Linked DNA regions of Mus musculus: region 1 is linked to region 2. Evidence: chromatin loops called from intact Hi-C (ENCODE). Cell type or tissue: left cerebral cortex. All regions are shown on one strand. Links, peaks and the distances in the headings refer to the core of each region. The heading gives the core; the rest is flanking DNA. Region 1 overlaps Serinc5 (serine incorporator 5). Region 2 overlaps Serinc5 (serine incorporator 5).

Evidence for each region. A loop is a pair of places that touch in the nucleus more often than their neighbours do. Peaks named below come from ENCODE experiments on the same cell type or tissue, not always from the same donor. Only the 100,000 strongest peaks of a DNase experiment are listed, where the experiment ranks them.
Region 1: it touches region 2 in a loop (3-fold over the local background); 2 of 42 quality-filtered maps call a loop at or near these places.

What each region holds. Positions count from the first base shown.
Region 1 is chr13:92,693,780-92,704,049 of GRCm38, reverse strand. Serinc5 (serine incorporator 5) reads right to left here. Exons shown (of 12, transcript NM_172588.2): 9 at 2,307-2,373. Gm41018 (a long non-coding RNA gene) reads left to right here. Exons shown (of 4, transcript XR_003950693.1): 4 at 1-1,623. Among named protein-coding and RNA genes, the nearest start is that of Gm41018, 8.2 kb to the left of the region's middle. In left cerebral cortex, for the core only: no CTCF peak of the experiment used is centred there; DNase peaks (open chromatin) are centred at 5,153 and 7,388; H3K27ac peaks cover 803 bases.
Region 2 is chr13:92,632,805-92,643,074 of GRCm38, reverse strand. The region is part of intron 1 of Serinc5 (serine incorporator 5); the gene reads right to left. Among named protein-coding and RNA genes, the nearest start is that of Serinc5, 27 kb to the right of the region's middle. In left cerebral cortex, for the core only: no CTCF peak of the experiment used is centred there; DNase peaks (open chromatin) are centred at 3,754, 4,293, 5,990 and 9,521; H3K27ac peaks cover 2,822 bases.

The DNA of each region.
Region 1 (10,270 bases), core at 1,136-9,135, 61 kb before region 2:
CCATCTGAGAAGCAATGGTCTTTCCTATCTCTATGGAATAGGGCTTAGCTACAAAAATCCCAGAGAGCCAGAGCTGAGGGCCAGGAGAACACAGCCTTTCATCCCTCAAGTCCCGCTGGAGCTTTTGCTTCCTCCTGCTCCACAAGACTTGGATGCTGTGAGGCAGTCTACAGTTCAGAAGTCAGTGGGCCCACTCTATTCATTCCCGTTTCTTTTGAAGCTTAAGTTACCACAGAAAACATGAGCTTGGTCTTTCATAGGCAATGATGTGGGGGCACGAACCCACTTGCTTAGAAGCAAACAGTGGGCGGCTTCTCCCTCAAAGGAGAACAACTTTCTCTCTTAAATCTAACCTGGGGACTTGCTGCTGTTTGAGCTTGAAGGCTGTACACAAAGGAGACATTGAAACCATAATGCTCACACCCCCAGCAGGTGGCCACCCAGTCAATGGTAGGAACAAAGGCACAAAGAAGGCTTCTGCAGAGCATGCTCCTCTGTAACAGACAGCAGTAACCTATTCAAGCCAGCACAGTTTCCTCCTCTGCATTCTGAGGCTGGCAGGATAACAGGCCTTCATAATGGTGCACTATCTCTAGGCTAGGCACTGGAAAGGCATCCCAAATGGCCAGCTGCAGAGCCAAGTGCCCATCCATATCTGGAAAGACACCAGGGCTTGTCCGTCCAGTAAATGCTATTTGAATGGATCCAGTGGCCAGACGCCAGCAAAGTCAGCTGCAGGGACTGGGACAGGAGGGGCTGGGACAGCAGTGGTGCTCCCAGGCAATGCGCAGTCAAGAACACGTACCCAAGGGCCCATCCTGGGAAATGGGAATGCTCTTCCCTCTGTGAAATGCAAGGAACACTGCTTTTGTGAGGACGATGTGAAACTACACGGCTTTAGACAGTCAGCACCTGTAAGTGCTAAATGACTGAGCAGTCACTGCAGCCCCAGGTTCTGGGCAGCCTTGAGCTCACAGAGAGGTTTTCCTGCCTCTGCCTCCTAAGTGCTAGAATTAAAGGCGTGTGCCACCGCCACCCTGGCTGCCAAGTCTCATCTTAACTGTCCTGTATGGTTGAGTTTTCTGACTATGGTTCATGTTTCACCAAGAGCTCCAGAAAAAAAAAAGACTTCTACACAGGAAAGGGAAAACAGGAAATGTTTTGACAGTGAGCTAAACACTCCCTCAGACCTTGACATGGAGGTGAATGGCGTGATCTATACGCTTACAGTTCCTCACTGAATGACAAGTGTGTGCTGGAACTGACCCATAACTGAGGTGTCAGCGTTCCCGCTGTATGTGCAGTGTGTGCAGAACGTGCTCGGCTCTCTTCCTTGCCTGTGTCTTCCTCCAGAGCGCTGATACATAACCCCACAGCTACGCTGCACGTGGGGAATGCAGACGGGCGTCAAGCAGGTGTGTGGTTTAGAACTGACAGAAAACCTACGCCATTACAGCCAAAGAGACTAAACAAGGGGTGGCTGAACATGGTTCCCCGAGCTTTAGACTCGGGGTGGGTGCAGAGTGCCAAGCCAGTGGCAACACTGTTGACGAAAAATTGAGAGTTCTCTCATTTTAACACATAGGACAATAGTTCTTTTTGTATACAAAAATCTTATTCTTTCTTAGACAGAAAAACAGAACTATGAGTGCCAAAAAAAAAAAAAAAAATCAATACACTGCAAAGGAAAATTAGTCTTCTCACTGGGTATACAAGCCAGACTTATACTTATCTCCTGCCCAGGCCCACACCCAGGCAAAGATGACCAACACAAAACAAGCTCAATGGGGTTTGTGTAGCCGCCTCATCTGAGCATTTCCTGCCTTATTCAGCACGGCTCACGTGTTAGCCTTTCTGAGTCTGTGTTTGTATAGGCTTAGTATACATACGGGCACCACGGACATCTCCACAAGTGTCTAAGTGTTGCTTGTGTGTTTTCTCTTTCCTGTGTTTGCTTTGGATTTTTGTTTTAATTGGCCTGGTGGGTGTGTGTGTGTGTGTGTGTGTGTGTGTGTGTCTGTGTGTCTGTGTGTGTGTCTGTGTGTCTGTGTGTGTGTGTGAGAGAGAGAGAGAGAGAGAAGCATGGAGTTGGATTGGGTGGATAAAGGGTGTGGGGGGCGGGAAGAGAGAAGGGAGGAGACACCATGATTGGAATATTCTATATGAAAAACTTACTTTTAATTAAAAAAAAACAACAACAACAACAACAAAAACAAAAACAAAAACAAAAACCAAATGCACAAAAGGCTCTCCTGAGAACAGGGCCCTGAGCAGAAGCCGGAAGAGAAGGAAGGACGCGCACTTACTTCCAGCTCTGGCGCTCCGTATCGACTCTGCAGAGCATCCGAGCTCGACCTTGTTGTCGATGTCAAACTAGGAGAGAACAGAGTGCAAGAGCACAGGGAGAAGCTGTCATCTGAGTGGAGGGAAAGCGGCCTGTAAGGCTCCCCATGCCCTCAGCTCTGGGCGCCCCTCTCCCGCCCTGCCCGTTGACACTTGATGGAAGTGTCTCCATCTGTGGATTTATTTAACCTTGCATAACGGTGTCTAGGTGGGCAGGGGTGCGTCTGTTTTTCTCCCTTGCTCTTACTTCCTAAGTAATGATGTCTTATGTTATTTATACTGTATTTGCACTATATCAAACACACCATCTAGAGACAATTTAGCACATCTGGAGGATGTACGTAGAGCTTATGTAGAATTCTGCCTCTACCATTCGATATGTAAGCACTTGACGTGGTGTCGGTGGCAGGGTAGGATGGCATAGGGTAGGGGTGTAGGATCCTGGAGCCAGTCCCCTCACAGCAGGCACTGAAGGATGAACACAAGCTACTGTGATATTCCATTTGACAGCAAGCTTGATGGTGGATTCCACAACTATCTTTGTAAGCACACTGCTCTAGATCATTTTATCCAGACACAAGTTTGCAGATATTGTCAGTCTTTTCTCAACAAGGCTTCTTGCTGCTCCTCATGTTCTACCTTTACCTTATCACCACCCCACTCTCCAGTCTCACTTAGAGATCAAAAGTTATTTGTTTTGTTAAGTCCAGGCAATGTCCCTCGGCTAGTAGAGTGACTGCATAGTATGCCCGAAGCTATGGGTTCAGTTCCCAGCACCCCATAAACTGTGTGTGGTTATAAAGACCTGTAATCACAACCCGAGAGGAAGAGGTATGAAGATCAGACATTCAAGGCCATCCTCGACTACATAATGAATGTGAGACCAGCCTGGCCTACACAGCACCCTGTTTCAAAATCTTTCCCTATCTTTCCTCCATATCTAGAGAGGCAAAACAATCTGTAACATTGACTGACAATGGTAAAAGTGCTCATTTCTCCCATATATAAAAACATGGAAGCACTTTAAACAAACATATATTCAACACTTAGCCTAACTTTATACATGCATTTTGCAGATAATCCCTAAAGGCCAAGTGTGCTGCGTGTGGCAGCCCCTGTTCTGAGCCTCAGGGCCTCGTCTGTGAAAATGTAGCTCACAAAGAAGCAAGTTTACGAGGACACAGGACACAGGGGTGACTGCTCATGCGGTTAGGCTCCTAGTGCACAGGCAGAGATTAAGATTCATGTCCATCAAGTCAGCCTCAACCAGGAAGCAGCAGGGCCTTGTCTGTCCCCTCAGTCTCCTGCCCAAGGAGAAAAGGTATCAATGGGCTATGGGGAGCAATAGAAAAAGAGGTCCTCTGGGATCCAGACCCCAATCCACAATTCTTCTACTCCATCCCGACTGGTAAGGGAAGGACAAAAACTTCCCACTGGCCATATTCGGAAGAACACTCTCATCTGGTTATGCACTCAAGACTTCTGCATGCCAGTTATACTATAGTACAGTAGGAAGTTTCCTTGGGGAAAGACAAAATTTTAATTTTAGTATCTGAAGTTTTCGGCTGGAAATTGAGGAAAACTCTTTAAAAGCACTTCCATCACTACTCCATAAATTCTTTGGAATAAAGTTTTGGGAAGACAAACCTTCTGATTCAAGCACCTTTGACACCTCATTCTTTGCACCAGATGGCACTAAAATGGGGGAGGATTTCGTTTTCTGTCTAACACTATTTACATTCACTTCATCCGTAGGGACAGTCTTGTCCTTATGCAGAGTAGAGGCAACCACAGTAAAAGGACTATCCCCATAAAACTCATGAGAATTATTAACAAAAACATGGTTCTGTAAACTCTTAAAGTGCCCCCCATCTCTGTCTCTGTCTCTCTCCCTCTGTGTGTGTCTCTGTAATATGCATGTATGTGTGTAACACTGAGTGCATGTGAAGGGAGAGGCGGCATAAGTCCTTGCCTGCACTTTGGTTGAGACAGGGTCTCCCATTTTCCAGGTCTCCTGTTGAGCTACCAGGGGCTCCCCATCTCTCTCCCTCACCCGTCTCACTGTAGAGGACTGGGATTACAGGCACGAGATGTGTCCGATTTTACTGAGTTCTAGGACTTTGAACTTAGGTCTTTGCGCTTGCATATTAACTAGTTTACCCATAAAGTCAGCTCCCAGACACATTCATCCATTCATTCTAGGCACAGTCTTACTATGCCGCCCTTGCTGGTCTGAAACTCACTATGTAGTCCATACTAGCCTTAAACTTGTGGCCATCTTCCTGCCTCAACCTCCTGAGTGATGGGATTACAGATGTCAGTCACTATAATCTGTGGTGAAGCAAGGCTGAGGAGAGGGACAACAGCCCCAAGTGGTGCAATCTGTCACCATTCAGAAAACAGCTGCATCACATTGCAATGTGACACAGATGTTCCTTGTAATTATTTACATATTCACCAAAACACTGCCTGCCTTCCCCTCTCTCTAGAAACCCTTGCAATACCCAACCTCTGCAGTATTGTCAGATCGTCAGATCGTGCACAGCGCAAACGCCACCTGAGCACCTGCTTTAGTTCACTGTGGAGTGAGCCGAAGTCCCACGGGTCCCAGAAAATTCCAAGAAAATGCCCAATTTGCTTTTGGAGATCACAGACCTTTCAATTCATACTAGAAAATGGACAGGGCAGGCCCGGGACACACCCCATGCCTTTTGTGTGACAAAAGGCAACCATGTTCCCACAGAGCTGTGTGATTAGTGATTCAAAGAAGACCAGAATTCTGTGGGAGCCAGAGGAGGCCAGCCCACGTTCCTGATGTATAGACATGGAGAGTTCTGGCTAGCTGCTGAGGCAGTGGCAGGATTTCTAAAATAAAAAAGCAAATGACCGCCATTCCTTTCTCCTTAGAGAAGAGCAGCAGGCCCAGACTGTGCAGAGAGAACACTGCTCCTCAGGATGCCGTTGGTTCTCAGCTTAAGCCAACCGTCCTTACCAGCACAGCATACCCCCTTGTTCCACATGGCACGCTGTACTGCTGTGAGCGTCCTATTTTGAACTAGGAAGTTGCTCAGCATTTAATATAGATTCTTAGCTTTCCCATTTTATATTCAATGGGTATTTTCCTAGGTGGCTTAAATACTAAAGGTTATTTCTTTTCTCTTAAGCATAACTAAATGAAAATAGCCAAGGAATACTTTATAAAACAAATGTTTCCTAATAATCTAATTATGCAGGTCACCCAGCTTAGTTAGCACCCTAGCATCTTTGGGGTGATCACTGTCACAATAGAAAGCAACTAGAACAGAAATTGGCACCAAAGACTTGGCTATTGCTGTGACAGACCTGATCTGGGAAGGGTTGCAAAATATTAGGAACTTTGGGCTGGAAAGACCATTAGCGCGCAAAGCTTAAATTGGTAAAAGTAGGAGGACCCAACCCATTGTGGGTGGTGCTAGCCCTGGGCAGGTGGCTCTGGGTAGTACAAGAAAGCAGGCTGAGCAAGCCATGAACAGCAAGCCAGTCAACAGCACTCTTCAATGGTCTCTTCTTCAGCTCCTGCCTCTAGGTTCCTTCCGTGTGTTCCTGCCCTGCCCTCCTCTTTTGACAGGTTGCAAGCTGTAAGGTGAAAGAAACCCCTTTCTCCACTTATGTGGTCACTGTCTTAGTTGACATTTCCATCGCTGTGATAAACACACTTCAAAAGCAACTTGGAGGAGAAAGGCTTATTTCAGCTTTCAGATCACTGTTATCTCTGAGGGAAGTCGGGCAGGAGACACTCAAACAAGAGTGTGAGGCAAGAGCGTGTGTAGAGGGCACTCCTCATTACCTTGTTCTTCAGGGCTTGCTCTTATAGTCCCTAGGACCACTGCCCAGGGGTAACCCTGCCCACAATAAGTTCTCATGTCATCATCTATACAGAAAACGCACCACTGGCTTATCCACAGTCTAGTCTGATGAGGGCAGTCTCTTAATTTAGGCTCCCTCTTTCCAAATGACTACCTGAGTCTAGTCGGTATAGCCATGGTCTTTATCACAGTAATAGAAAGCAATCTGGGACTCTCTGGGAAATCATGAGCCGAAATAAATTTCTTCTCCCTTAAGACTTTTTGATCAGGTGTTTTGTTCTAATGATAATAAACCAGTCACTATGTAAATGTCATCTCTCCACATGGCTAACAAAGGTGGCTCAGCCCGAGGTTCCTGAAGCTGAGGTACAGAGTTGTAGGAACATACTCCATTCTTCACAAGGCCTCCAGGGTCCTGTCCAGTCTGACAGGTTCAGCTGGAAATAAAATAGTGCTCCAACCTCGAGTCCAAGGAAGGAGTTAGAGGCCTTTGGGAGCTGGACTTTGTCACAGGTTTCAGCTGGATCAATAGAGCCAGCTCTTAGGGAACTTTGGCAGGTGAGCTCTCTTGGGGTCCTGGGATGTTCCATCACAGGGGTTCTAGAGAGAGCATTGCCAGAAAGCGAGGCCAGAGAGAGAATTCAGCACAGAGGAAGTGTACTCTCAGGAAGCGCCTGAGGACCCAGGGCAGTCATGGCACCCAAGGAAGTATTTGGGAGACAAGGATCCTCCAGGGAACTGAGAAGAGCCACGGGAGCCAAGCTTTTTATTACAAAATGACATTACAAAATGTCACCGCAGACAATCCTGGGTTTTACATGGAACACTGGTAATTTATTCTCCTATAATCTGGTGTTCTAGTCAGTACAGTTTCCACCAAGAAATTAAGCATTCCTACAATCATTCAAATAACAGCTTCTACGCAGACAGTGTGGCCTCACTTGAGAACATTCCCCAGCCTCCCATGCTCCTTTTATGTAAACTCTGGAAATAGCTGAAAACCCCTTCATGTTACTGGGGCCTTCCCTTAGCAGCAGGTCCTTTCTTCAAAGATGCCAAACCGTTTGTTTATAACATTCTCCAAGCTGACTCCTCCTGGTGCTGCAAGGGGTGATTACAGTAAGCATCAATCTCCAGACCCCCACGTGATGCTCAGCCAACTCCTGAGAGTGCGTTCAAGCCTATGTGCTACAGAAGCATAAACGAGCAGCAGGTTATACTCTGTGCAGGCTGCTGCTTTGTCCCAGCATTCCACTGGCCATTACACTTCTGCAGTTTAATTACCAGCATTCAGAAAACGTCTGCTGTTGGCATTTAGACAGATTTCTAAATAGCAGCTGTCAGCTTTGAAAATTAATGTCTTTGGGGAATATCAAACTAACAATCTCCACTGTGATGCTGCAATTCTCAGACTATCTCTTGAAAATGTGATCTTTCTGTTTTATGCTTGGTTTTTGTTGTTTTGTTTTTATAACACCATGGATTAGACCTAGGGTTTATACATACAGAATGATAGGCAAATTCATTTCCACTAAGCTAAGCACAAAATTAAAAGTGATTTCTTTCTTGGGTGGGTTGGGTATTTTAAACCCAGATCCTCACAAAGGCTGTGCTAAGTCATGGTGACTTTATGGGCTCACTGGAAATGGCCTTTGACTTGAGTTCCTCTTATTGTGTGTGTGTGTGTGCATACACCTGTGTGCATCACTCTGCCACTGAGCCACACTCCCAGTCCTAAAAGTGACTTAAATAAAACTAGAGTTTTTTTAAATTGCTGAGGCTAGCATCACACTTGTAATCCTCCTGCCTCAGCCTCCCATATTAGCTGGGATTACAGGCATGCACCCATATGCCTAGCTGTAAAAGTGAGTCTTTGCAACTCTAAGAAGCAGGAAAAAATCTGAATGGGTAAATAGTCCACACTGTGAGACACTCCCACTACTGTCAATGTACGCTGTGTACCCAGTAGGATTCTGCTCTTTCCCACTGATGGCCGCAGCAAATCTAAACCCTGTCACTTCTCTCTAATGCCACTACTACCACAACTCTGGCTGTCTCCTCCTGGGGGTTTCTGGGCTTGTTTGCTTCTTTTTAAAAGATTTATTTTATGTGTATGAGTGTTTATGTATTATATCTGTGTACCACGTGTATGTCTTGTGGCCACAGAGAAAGCAGTAGGACTGGAGTTATATACAAATGGCTGTGAGCTGTCATGTGGGAGTTGGGAACTGACCCAGGATCCTCTGCAAAGCATCAAGTGCTCTAACCACTAAGCCACCTCGCCAATCCCCCCTCCTGGGAATTTTTATAAACACAAGTGTATTTGAATGTTTTTAAAGGAATGATCTTTATAACCTACTTCGCTCTTGATTGACCAATATTCTTGAGATTTTTATTTTTTTAACTTTATGTTCATGAGAGTTTTGCTTGCATGCATGTCTGTTTAGCATGTGTGTGCAGTGTCCTAGAGTCCAGAAGAGGGTGTCAGATTCCTTGGACAGATTTCTTGTGACAAGAACTGGAGCTGAGACCATGCAGGAGCACCACTTGCCATGGAGGAGCACTGCTTGCCATGCAGGAGCACCACTTGCCATGGAAGAGCACTGCTTACCGGCTGGCTCCTCATGGCTTGCTCAGCCTGCCTTCTACTTCAACTACCTGCCCAGGGATGGCACCGGCCACAAGTGCACTGGGTCCTCATACATCAATCATTAATCAAGAAAATGCAACTAAGGCTGGATCACAGGCCAATCCAATGGTGTCATTTTTCTCCAAATTCTGTTTTTTGTTTGTTTGTTTGTTTTTTCAGATTACCCTGGCTTGTTTCAAGCTGACAATCAACTAGCTAGCAGGGGAAAGTGGCTGCATGAGGCTGGGGATCACTGGAAATGGCCATGGACTTGAATGCCCCTCACTGTTTCTTTTTCTTTTTAATTGTGTATATGCCTGTGTGTACGTGCACACATACATGTGTGAGCATGGAGAGGCCAGCACATACTGGGTATCTTCCTCAATCTCTTTCTGCCTTACTCTCCTGAGACAGGGTCCCTCACTGAACCTGAAGCTTACTGGCTAGACTGGCTGGTCATCAAGTTGTACTGCACCTGTGGACATCCCCAGCACTAGGGTTAGTGGTGTGGGTGACAAAACTCAGCTCTTATCATGGGCATGGAGATCCGACTTTAGGTCTTTGAACTTACACGGCAAGCCCTTTACTGATTCAGACATCTCCCCTCAACTGTCTCTGTTTCAGTATAGCAGGTACTAAGTAGACAAGTGAAGAATTAAGTGTCAGAAGGGACAACCACCAAGGTCCCTTCTGACCTAAGGGAAAGACTGTCAGGTGGCACAGGCAGACTGAGGATCCTCGTTAGAGAACCAGTACTTTAGCCACACAGCACAGGAGCAAGCATTTCCTGGCTAGGTCATGGTTCTGAGTAAGCCCTTTGCAGTGTGGAGGCCCTTACTGGCTGGCCCTTCCTCTCAGCAGGACTGTTAGAGAGCCTGTCAGTGCTCTTCCACTCTGTGTTTACACAGTCTGTCACCACCATGATTGTTTAGTTTCAGCAAGAGGAAAATCATAGCATGCCCATGACAAGTTGAATTTCTTACACAGAGAAACAAAACATACAACACACTGAAGTAAAACAGCTCTGAAAAGGCTCCTGTCCAAATGAAGCTTCAGTACCGGAAAATATCTTCCCAGAACCACCCATCACCGACTTTTCCCTCCAGGGATCTTTGAAGTGCTTTTAAAGTGGAGTCTCCTCTGGCACAGGCCGGTGAAACAACGGGCTTCCGTTACACATATCCCACAGACCTGGGCAATGTTGCCTACCTACTTCCTAGCTTTGCAGGTTTCAGCACAACGGAGAAGGAACATTTCCTGGCGTAACTGGACCATACACAGAACACCCAGGTTTTCTCTCCACCGATAACAAAACAAACGCTATCCCCTTGGATTAGAGTTTTGCCAGAACCCTCTGGCATGTGGTACATTTTCATCATTCTCACTATATGCTCCCTTACTCTTCAACGATGCCATAGCAACTCGTCTTCAAAACTGCCTTTTAACAAAACAT
Region 2 (10,270 bases), core at 1,615-9,614:
ACACTCCCTCTTACACTCCCTCTTACACTCCCTCTTACACTCCCTCTTACACTCCCTCTTACACTCCCTCTTACACTCCCTCTTACACTCCCTCTTACACTCCCTCTTACACTCACTCCCTCTTACACTCCCTCTTACACTCCTCCCTCTTACACTCCCTCTTACACTCCCTCTTACACTCCCTCTTACACTCCTCCCTCTTACACTCCCTCTTACACTCCCTCTTACACTCCCTCTTACACTCCCTCTTACACTCCCTCTTACACTCCCTCTTACACTCCCTCTTACACTCACTCCCTCTTACACTCCCTCTTACACTCCCTCTTACACTCCCTCTTACACTCACTCCCTCTTACACTCCCTCTTACACTCCCTCTTACACTCCCTCTTACACTCCCTCTTACACTCCCTCTTACACTCCCTCTTACACTCCCTCTTACACTCCCTCTTACACTCCCTCTTACACTCCTCCCTCTTACACTCCCTCTTACACTCCCTCTTACACTCCCTCTTACACTCCTCCCTCTTACACTCCCTCTTACACTCCCTCTTACACTCCCTCTTACACTCCTCCCTCTTACACTCCCTCTTACACTCCCTCTTACACTCCCTCTTACACTCCTCCCTCTTACACTCCCTCTTACACTCCCTCTTACACTCCCTCTTACACTCCCTCTTACACTCCTCCCTCTTACACTCCCTCTTACACTCCCTCTTACACTCCCTCTTACACTCCCTCTTACACTCCCTCTTACACTCCCTCTTACACTCCCTCTTACACTCCCTCTTACACTCCCTCTTACACTCCCTCTTACACTCCCTAGGTTCTGAGCCACACTAACCACCCAGAGATTACTCTGAGATTACCCTGCCCACCTCATCCCACACACACTCTGGCCTGGGTCTTTCTCAAGGAAGCCACAACAAAGGGCCAAGTCCAGCCTGTGTCTGTGGTTCCCCATGTAGCTGAGCAATGCTCCTTATCCCTTTCCTCTCTGACTGTAACAAGTATCTTTGCAATGTAGTTCTCTGGTCTGCTGACCTCACCACACCTGAATAGTAACAGACCTTACACTTCAACACACACACACACACACACAGAGAGAGAGAGAGAGAGAGAGAGAGAGAGGAAGAGAGAGAAACAGACAGACATACAGACACACAGACTCAGACACAGACACACACACACACACACACAGAGACAGAGACAGAAAGAGACAGAGAAAGAGGGCTTAACTTTTTATTTCTTAATCCATAAATTTTCCTTAAGCCTTCACCACCTGCTCCCAATTATATATGGGCAGATGGCAAGCAGAAAGAACACAGCACTTTTTTGTAAACAAATACACTTGGGATTTGGGAGAACAGATAATCAGATTGCTAAGGTCATATCTAATTCTTATCTCTAGCTTTCTCACTGGACACAGTACCAGCAACATGCTTTGCATAGAGTAACACCCTGAGAATGAGACTCGCAGAGTCGATGCTCTGGTGAAGTAAACCAAAATCAACCTTCACACAGGGAATTCCTGAAACCTTCAAGCAGCCAGAATGAGTTCAAAGTACGGCTGTCAACATGGCCAGAAACAGGTGAAGATCTAAACTACAGAAACTCTCTACCTAGCATTTACTATATTCATACATACATACAAACATACATACATACATACATGTGTGTGGGTGAAAGTGCCCTCCATTCTTGATCATTCATTCGCCCATTATCAAGCCCACGTCACCCCACCCCCACCCCACCCCACCGTACCTGCTAAAGGACTTTCACTAAATCTTAATAGGAACTCTATACCGAATCACAATTACCACTTTCAGAACCTGAGTCACTGACAGGTCGACAGAAATCACTTTAGGAATGACTAAAATCCTGATCTCTGACCCCAAGGTCCATCTGGCTCCACAAGTCAGTTTTCCCTCACCAGATCTCTAGGATACCTAGAATACACTGTTTTGACGCTCTTCCACCTGCCCCAAAAATCCATGGTCAAGGAGATCTTGCAGGCAGTGAGTGCATGCACACGAGGCCAGCAGAGCGCAGCAGCACGCGGACACTCGCCTTCCTCAGCTGCCTTTATTTTTTTAAAACCCAATCAAAATTTACTTTCCAGTAAAGTTACTAGTGCCTGAAGATGATCCTTATGGCGTGGGATTTGTGCTTCAAATGTCTGTCTCAGGGCAATCTTACTGACAGACAGAATGCCCCATCCCAACTGCCACAGGATATGCTGTGGTTGTGTGTAAACAGAACCACATCTCAGGTCTCCATCAGAACCTATGCAGGCCTGTGCCAGTTACAGCCAAAGTTCCATGAACATTTAACTCAGGTGAGTCAACCGTCTCAGAAAGACCAGCACTTACGAGTGCTTACTGCTCCTGCAGAGCACCCACGTTAGGTCCCTATGTCAGAGGTACCCAAGCACCTGTAACAACTCAAGCTCTGGGAGATCTTACATCTCTGGCCTTCCTGGAAACCTGCATGTACACAAAGCCACATGCAATATCCTAGTTGGTTTTCTGTGGCTGGGATCAAACACCATCACCAAAAGCAACTTGGGGAAGCTGTAAACAGCTCTCTCTGGTTACACTCACTCCATCATTAAAGAGTCAGGGCAGAAACTCAAGGCAGAAGCCTGGAGGTAGGAACTAAAGCAGTGTAAGCTGCACGCTTACTGACTTAATCTCATGGCTTATGTAGGTCACTCCAGGACCACTGCCCACAGTGAGCTCCCCCCCCCCATCATTAATCAAGAAAATGAGAAAATGGCCAATCTGAAGGTCAAGATTCTCTGTCCTAGATGTCTAGGTTTGTGACCAGTTGACAAAAAACCAACTACTACATGCAAATACAGACACACACACACACACACACAGAGAGAGAGAGACAGACAGATAGACAGACAGACAGACAGACACACACAGCATTAAAAATAATAATAAAAAAATGTAGCATGGTGGCACATGACTTTAAGCTTAGCACTTGAGAAGGCAGACAGATCTCTGTGACTTCGAGGCTAACGCCATAGCAAGTTCTAAGGCTACATTGTAGGACTTTGTCTCAAAACAAACAAACAAACCAACAAAAACAGCAACAGCAATACTATTTTTTTCAAGGTAAAAAAGCTGATCACTGGCAGCAGGTTAACCTTGTCAACACGCTGAAGAAAGGAAAGCCACTGCGAGCAATGGGCCTGGACCTGAATGTCAGATGTTGTTCTCCAACCTGCACACGTGCACCTTAGCATGTGCACACCACACACAGGATTCACACATGCACGCACACACTTCCACCACCACCACCAATACAATAACAAAAGCTTCTTAAGCTATTTGGTTGGATCTTCTGCTCAAGAGAGAAGTGGAAGTTGGGCATTTGTCCAATCCCACTTTAAGAATAAGGAGTGTTTCTGAGCACCTGTTAGTTTAAGCAGAACAAAGTGCCCCCAAAGGCAAATTCCTAACACTTCGGGGGCTGAAAGTGCTTCATGCTCCTGAAATCATAAGCCTGCTGTAAAGTGCTTTATAAAGTTTACATAAAGTGTTTTATGTGCTTTACGGGTCTCTCAACATTCAGTTTCCTTAAGAGCACACGTTGAAATGGCTGAGTCTTGGCGCTGCAGCTCCCAAGTCTGTTTTTTCGTCCTGCACCAAAACAGCCCTGGGAGTGATACTTGCTAACAACCCACAGCCCAGCTGGAATCCAGACAAGGAGCTCTGACAGCTGAGTTATCATCCTAACACCCACTGCTGTGGGCGGTATACTCCTTTTCTGTAGTTCTAGTTACACCTCAGAACTTCAGAAGAAAAAAAAAACCTCCATTTACATATGTAAATTGTGGGCATGCAGATAAAAATAAGTACCAGGACATAGTTGTACCAGATGTGCAGCCAGACATCTGCGTTTCTGTTCTGAACAAAAGTGGGTTAGCTCTGTTATGGTCACCCCCACTTTCTAAACGCTTCATGCACCACCTCCTCCTATACTCTCTGACTCTCCAAGGACAGGGATTTCAATATCAGTTTCAAAATCAAAGCAATCTTGAGAAATGCAATGATACAAGATGCCAAATTTTACCCATGTAGCTTTGCCGAAACAAGATTTGAAAATTTTAAATAGCAAGATGAACCTAGACAGCATAGAAAACTGTCAAATGACAACCTAATGTCCAGACATGACTGCCTACCCTCCGACTTCCTCTACCGATCCTCTGCAGTGACCACTGCTGCCAAACACCTCTCAGAAATGTTCCAGCGTGCACAAACACATACTGAAAATGAACATATGACAACCAGGTACACATGGGCTCACAGTGGTCTGTTCTTCAACTCCTTTCTCGCAAAGGAGGACAAGGACCTCACTTAACATTGTACTTGCCCATCCCTTCCTCTCTGCACCCCCAAATTCACCTCATTTTTATATGTGAAAACACTGAGTGTACCACCTTAGCCATATGTCTGCTTACAGTTCATCAGCATTAAGGACATTCACGTGGTCTTTAGGACACACACGTAGCCCCAAACTCTTCTTACTCAACACAGGCTCCTCCTTTTGCTTCCTGCCCCATACATAACCTTTAGAACCCCTCTTTCTCTTGTTTTGTGTTTTAACAACTTCAGGTACTTTGTCTGAATGGAGTCATACGATATTTGTCCTTCTGTAACTGGCTTGTTTTATTGAACATAATGTCCTTCAGGTTTAGCAAGCTGCCTCTAAGACATGACATAAGCAAGTCAAGGTTAGAATCCACCTTGCTTATTTTTGTCCTTTAATTTTATAGCTTTTATATACTAGAAGTAGGGCAAGACTGTTCTACAGATCTGAGCTGTAAGAAGAGATCAATAAACCCAAAGGCCTGTCTCCTTTACCTGAGCAGTACCAACCACTATATCCCCCAGTCCCGGAGAAAAGGTGAGACAGTGGTCCACACAGAATAGTGAACAAGCATTCTAAACAGCAGCGAGGCATGCACCGCCTTCCTAAGAAAGAACTGCACAGAACGGAGAGGTGGCTCCAAGGTTTAAAGCTCTCGTGGCTCTTGTAGAGGATCTAGGTTCAATTCCCAGAATCTACCTGGGGGCTCACAACGCCAGTTTCAGAGGATCCAAAAACTTTCTTTTGATCTTCAGGACATGTACCTGGTGCACATACAGGCAAAACATTTATACACATAAAATTGTTTTGGGAAGGAAGAAAGGCAGGCAGATCCGCCCCAGCCAAAAAGCCAACACCCCTGCCCCAGCCAGGCCCTAGCTGATGAAGCACCTCTCTGGTATCTCAGTTCATAAAGTGACCTCGTGGCTTTTCTTTAATGTCTCTTATCAGTATCTATCAGACTATCTACAATACATCGTGTTATGTATTATATACAGATATTACATGTTACATATCTCAAGGGGGAGGCGGACGTATATGTATATGTATATGCTGTATATGTAGGACTGCTCTTGAAACCAGTTAGGACCTTGGTCTTTCAACCTTCGTGTGGGCGCTCTGTGGTGTGCTGTTGTTGGCTTCTGTTGCCTTGGGGTTTACTGGGACACCTGGCTATACAGCCCTGGCTAGCTAGAACTCACTGAGTATAACCAAACTGTGTGAATTTGTAGAAATCCTGCTCTTTCTGACTCTGCCTCTCGAGTACTGGGATTACAGGACTGAACAACAGCATCTACCTTAAAAATAGATAATTTTTCATGAGGAGGCCTAGATTTTGTATGCAAGTTACTAATTTTCATTCTCCCAAAGACTAAGAAAAAGAAAAAGAAAAGGCAAGGGATTGGAAGAACAGAGGAAAAGCAGGAGTTTTTCCCCTTGGGGACATGCTAGAGCCACACAGAAGGACTGGGGAGCAGCCATGTGCCTCTCAAGAGCTCACTGTCTGCCACATCACCCCCGCGGTAAGCATGGTTTGAGACCGGTCCTTTGAATCACTTGCTTGCAAGAAACGTCCATGAGCAGCAGCCCTTACCCAGCCTCCACCCCCATCACCATAAGGAAATAATTTACTGCCTCATGCTTTTCAAAGCCTCCAGCCAGAAGCCGCTGTTGGGTAAAATGATTTGCATAAAGCTCCTCATTGGTTACCCAACGCTGCTGAAGTGGCCTAATTTCTCTTACTCAGCAACCTGCAACTTTCCCAAAGTACATCTCAGGGTACGGAAGTATTTTTAAAGACTGTTTTCTGTTAAATCTTGTGATCCACATACAGGGTAGAAGTTTATGGAACAATAACAAAATAAGCAACTTCTTACGAGTTTAAAAGGCACTTTAGGGCAGTTTAAAGACAAAAAGCGTAAGCCACATTTATTACAGAAAAATACAGCATGAAAAAAAAAAGTCAAGTCAAGATTTAACCCACAATCATGTTTAAAATCTGTGGCCACGAGCTTTGCTGGGTTGCTTTGAAAAAAGCCCGATACCCAGCCACTGATTCTCAAGATATACTGTGCACTTTATGCTGGACACTGGTGCATTGCAGGAGGGGAGCAAGCTGCCCACCCAGCAATACTGCCCTTCAAGGAGGCCCTGCTGAGAGCCTTAGTTACTGGGGAAGGGTCCACATCTTTCTGGCTCCAGAAGACCTTGTGGCCTCCCAGACTGTCTCCATGAACAGTCAGAACTCAGCACCTGGAGGCTCAGGTAGCACTCCCACCAGGACCTGAGCACTAATGGGCTCCTGAGAGTAGCCTCTCAGCCCAGAGCACAATCCTCCTTTGGTGTGTCCTGACTTTGTCTGTGGATCTGGTGGACACTGAAACTGCTCAGACAGCAGGACTAACAGCCAAATGGGGGGTTGTTGTGACGTAAGAGTCGGAGACTATGAAGGAAAACTCCTGGAAAGAAGCTGGGTTTACAAAGACTGTTTACAACTGCAATGATGTAGAGAGGCTGGAAATCCACAGGTCCAGAGGCCTGATTACTTCATCTTGGGTAATTTTAGCTCCCAACAGCCACTGCTCGTCCACCTCTGTGTCCAATCTGAACTAACATCTGGTGATTAACAGATAAAAACCTTTTAAATATATTAATTTAGCAGAGCACCAACGTCCACACCCCAAAAGCTAAAAATGTCATCAGATAACATCTGAGGTCTAAAGAAAAGCTCCCTCCATCTTGCTGTAACCACCGTCTTAATTTATGACTTTTTTCTGTAAAACTATGAAACTGCTCCCATGACGCAATAAGGAACTTGTAGTGTCTGTGTTACTCTTCCATTGCTAAGAAGAGATACTATGAGCACGGTTCCTTCTAAAGAAGGTATCTAATTGGGGGCTTGCTTACACTTTCAGAGGGTTAGTCCTTGATCATGGTAGGGAACCTGATGGCAGGCAGACTAACTAGCCTGGCCCTGAAGTAGTAATTGAAAGCTTACAGGATGCTCATGCTGCAAGCAGGGAGGGAAAGACTGCACTGACGTGGACATTTGAAATCTCAAAGCCCACCCCAGTGACATGCCTCCTTTAATAAGGTCATACCTCTTCCAACTAGGTCCTTCCCAAACAGCTCCACTAACTGGTGACCTAACATTCAAACACATGAATCTATGGGGGTCATTCTCATTCAAACCACCCCATAGGGTAACCTACATCCCAGGCCATGGTCACTCAGAATGAGTCCAGAATAAACTCTCTCTTGTTCTCTTTAAGAGGAAAGCTGTATTTTTACACTGACAAGAGCACACCACCCCCCTTATGACTATTATATGGTAATGACTGTGTCCTTCTACAGGACACAGCTAAGTTTTTCAGTCCTGGGCAGCTAGCAGGAAGAAGGATTGAGCCAGAGGTCACTGGCAATAAAGAAAAGCTGACCCCAGACTGGAGGATCCGCCCTCTGGAGCTGTTTGCTTAGGACAGTAAAAGAAAGCAGCACACAGACGGGTCAGAGGGCCAGATCCTTCCAGCACCAACTTTCTGAAGTAGCTCCACAGGAGCCTTCTGGAGCAACCCCAGACCTCACAGCTGAACAGAAGTGTGACCTGAGAACATCCCTAAAAAGCTGGATGTCCAGGGCTCCCTGCCTAGTCCAGACCTCACATCTCAACAGAAGAAGAAAGCCTGCAAGTCCAGAGCCTCTAGGCTCTTCATTCTACACTTACTTTGAAAGTTTGCCACGTTCCACCAGGCTTTATGTGTTAGGGATTATTAGAACTCAACAGGAAGCGCAGTTTTCTCTGTGAGATGCCAGACATCAGCTGTACAATCATAGTCAAGATGTACACAATTCAAATGGTGCTGAATCACACCAGAGCAGACCTGGGTACCAGCCTCCATCCAATGGCAGGTGCCCCTCCCACCCTCCACCCCCAACTCCACAGCAACCCAAGGCTGTAACTTCCACCACCTACTTCTACAAGCACACAACGTCTTTTTCCAAAGTGAAGTGACAAATTTACCATAGTCTTAGGTATTCTGAGCAACTTTTGATTTGTAAAATGGTTAACACTATTTTCACCAGGTTCCTTTTTAAAAATAATTATTTTGTGTGTATAGATATACTTCTTCCTGCACGTATAGCTGTTTACCACTTGCATGCTTGGTGCACACAGACACTAAAAGAGGGTGTCAGACCTGCTGGGACCAAGGTCACACATGACTGTGAGCCACCATGTGGGTCCTCAGAATTGAAACCAGGTCCTGTGAAAAAGCAGACAATGCTTTCAACTGCTGAGCCATCTCTTCAACCTCAAGCTTTCTTTTTTTAAAAAATGTGCTAGTGAGAAGGTGATAAGTGTGCCCCATGTGGATTTTGCCCCATGAGGCTGTGGCTTGTCTTGCTGGGTTCTGCATTCCTTGTATGAGTGCACAGCATGGGGCTCTAAGCCTAGAGTAAGAGATACTACTTATGACACTTTATAATACACTGTCTAAAAGAAAACAGTGAAATAGATGTTTATTTTATTAAGTTAATACTACTAAATATATGCTAAAGGTTGTGTGTGTGGAGTGTGTGCATGTTTGGCAGTGTGTGTGCATGTGTGACAGTGTGTGCCTGTGTGGCAGTGTGTGTGTGTGTGTGTGTGTGTGTGTGTGTGTGTGTGTGGAGGATGGATGGAAGCTGACGTCAGTTATCTGCCATGGTCATCTTTCATGCTATTCATTGAGGCGGGGTCTCGCAATTGAACCCAGATCAGCCTCCAGCAATGGGAACTGAGTTTACTGGTGACAGCAGCCAGCACTGGGGTAGTCTGTACTGAACTCATAACCAAGCGACTACAATCAGAGCAAGAGGGCTTGACTATGCCTGCTGCCCCTGGGCTCTTCTGCCTCCTCCTCACAGGACCCTAGAGCTCTTTATTAGCTTCTCAAAGGCAGAAAGGTAGTGGCTGGATCCCAGCATCCTTCCCAATCTACTGTGGCTCTCTCAGTAGATTGCTTTCCTCCACCAGCATTAATTTCTTTTGCCGTTTTTGTTTCCGGGGGAGTGGCTGAACCTGGTCTACTGGTGACAGTGCTCACAGTCAGCCAGATACAAGCAGTGAAACAAGGTTAATATGAAGGAGTCTGGGGATGTGAAAAATTAGCACTTGTGTTCTAGCTGCCTGGGAAGTAGCTGCCTGGCTCCTCCTAACGATCTTACTAAAGCTGCTTGCAGGAATAAAACCAAAACCTAAAGAAAGCAATTTTTAAATCTACATTTAGGACCAATTTAAGAGACCAGGCTTCAATCAGCTAGACCCTGGCCTCTGACCAACAACCTAAAGCTCATTATACTGATCTCTTGCATGGGCCATCTCTGTTCAATCCTTGGAATCCACACAGAGGAAGAAGAAAAACAAAGCTAGCAGGTTGTCCTACAAATTACACACACACATGCACACATGATACACATACATAAAGCAACCTCACATTTAGAACCATAAACTAATAGAAGAGATTCTTTCCTTTAATGAAAAAAAGATGGGTGGGGCACTTGTCTTTGTGTGCAGGCACAAGAGGCCACAGATCTCCCCGGAGCTGGAGTTACAGGCAGCCATAAGGCAGCTGATGCAGTGCAGGGAACCAAGCTCAGGATTTTCGGAAGAGTGAGTGCTCTTTACTACAGATCCATCTCCCCAGATCCTAGAGGAGGGCAAATATTCAGAAGACAGGAGAAAAATCAGCAGGCTTTGCTCTCAGACAGGGTAATACTCGGCTCTTCCCACCTCCCTATCTTCACCCCTCAGTACCTGCCTCCTGCAGTGCCTTCTCCCCCACATGCAACTGTGCCCTTACATCCTATCCGTGTATGCTCCTAGCTTGTGACCTCTACATTCCAGCTCCC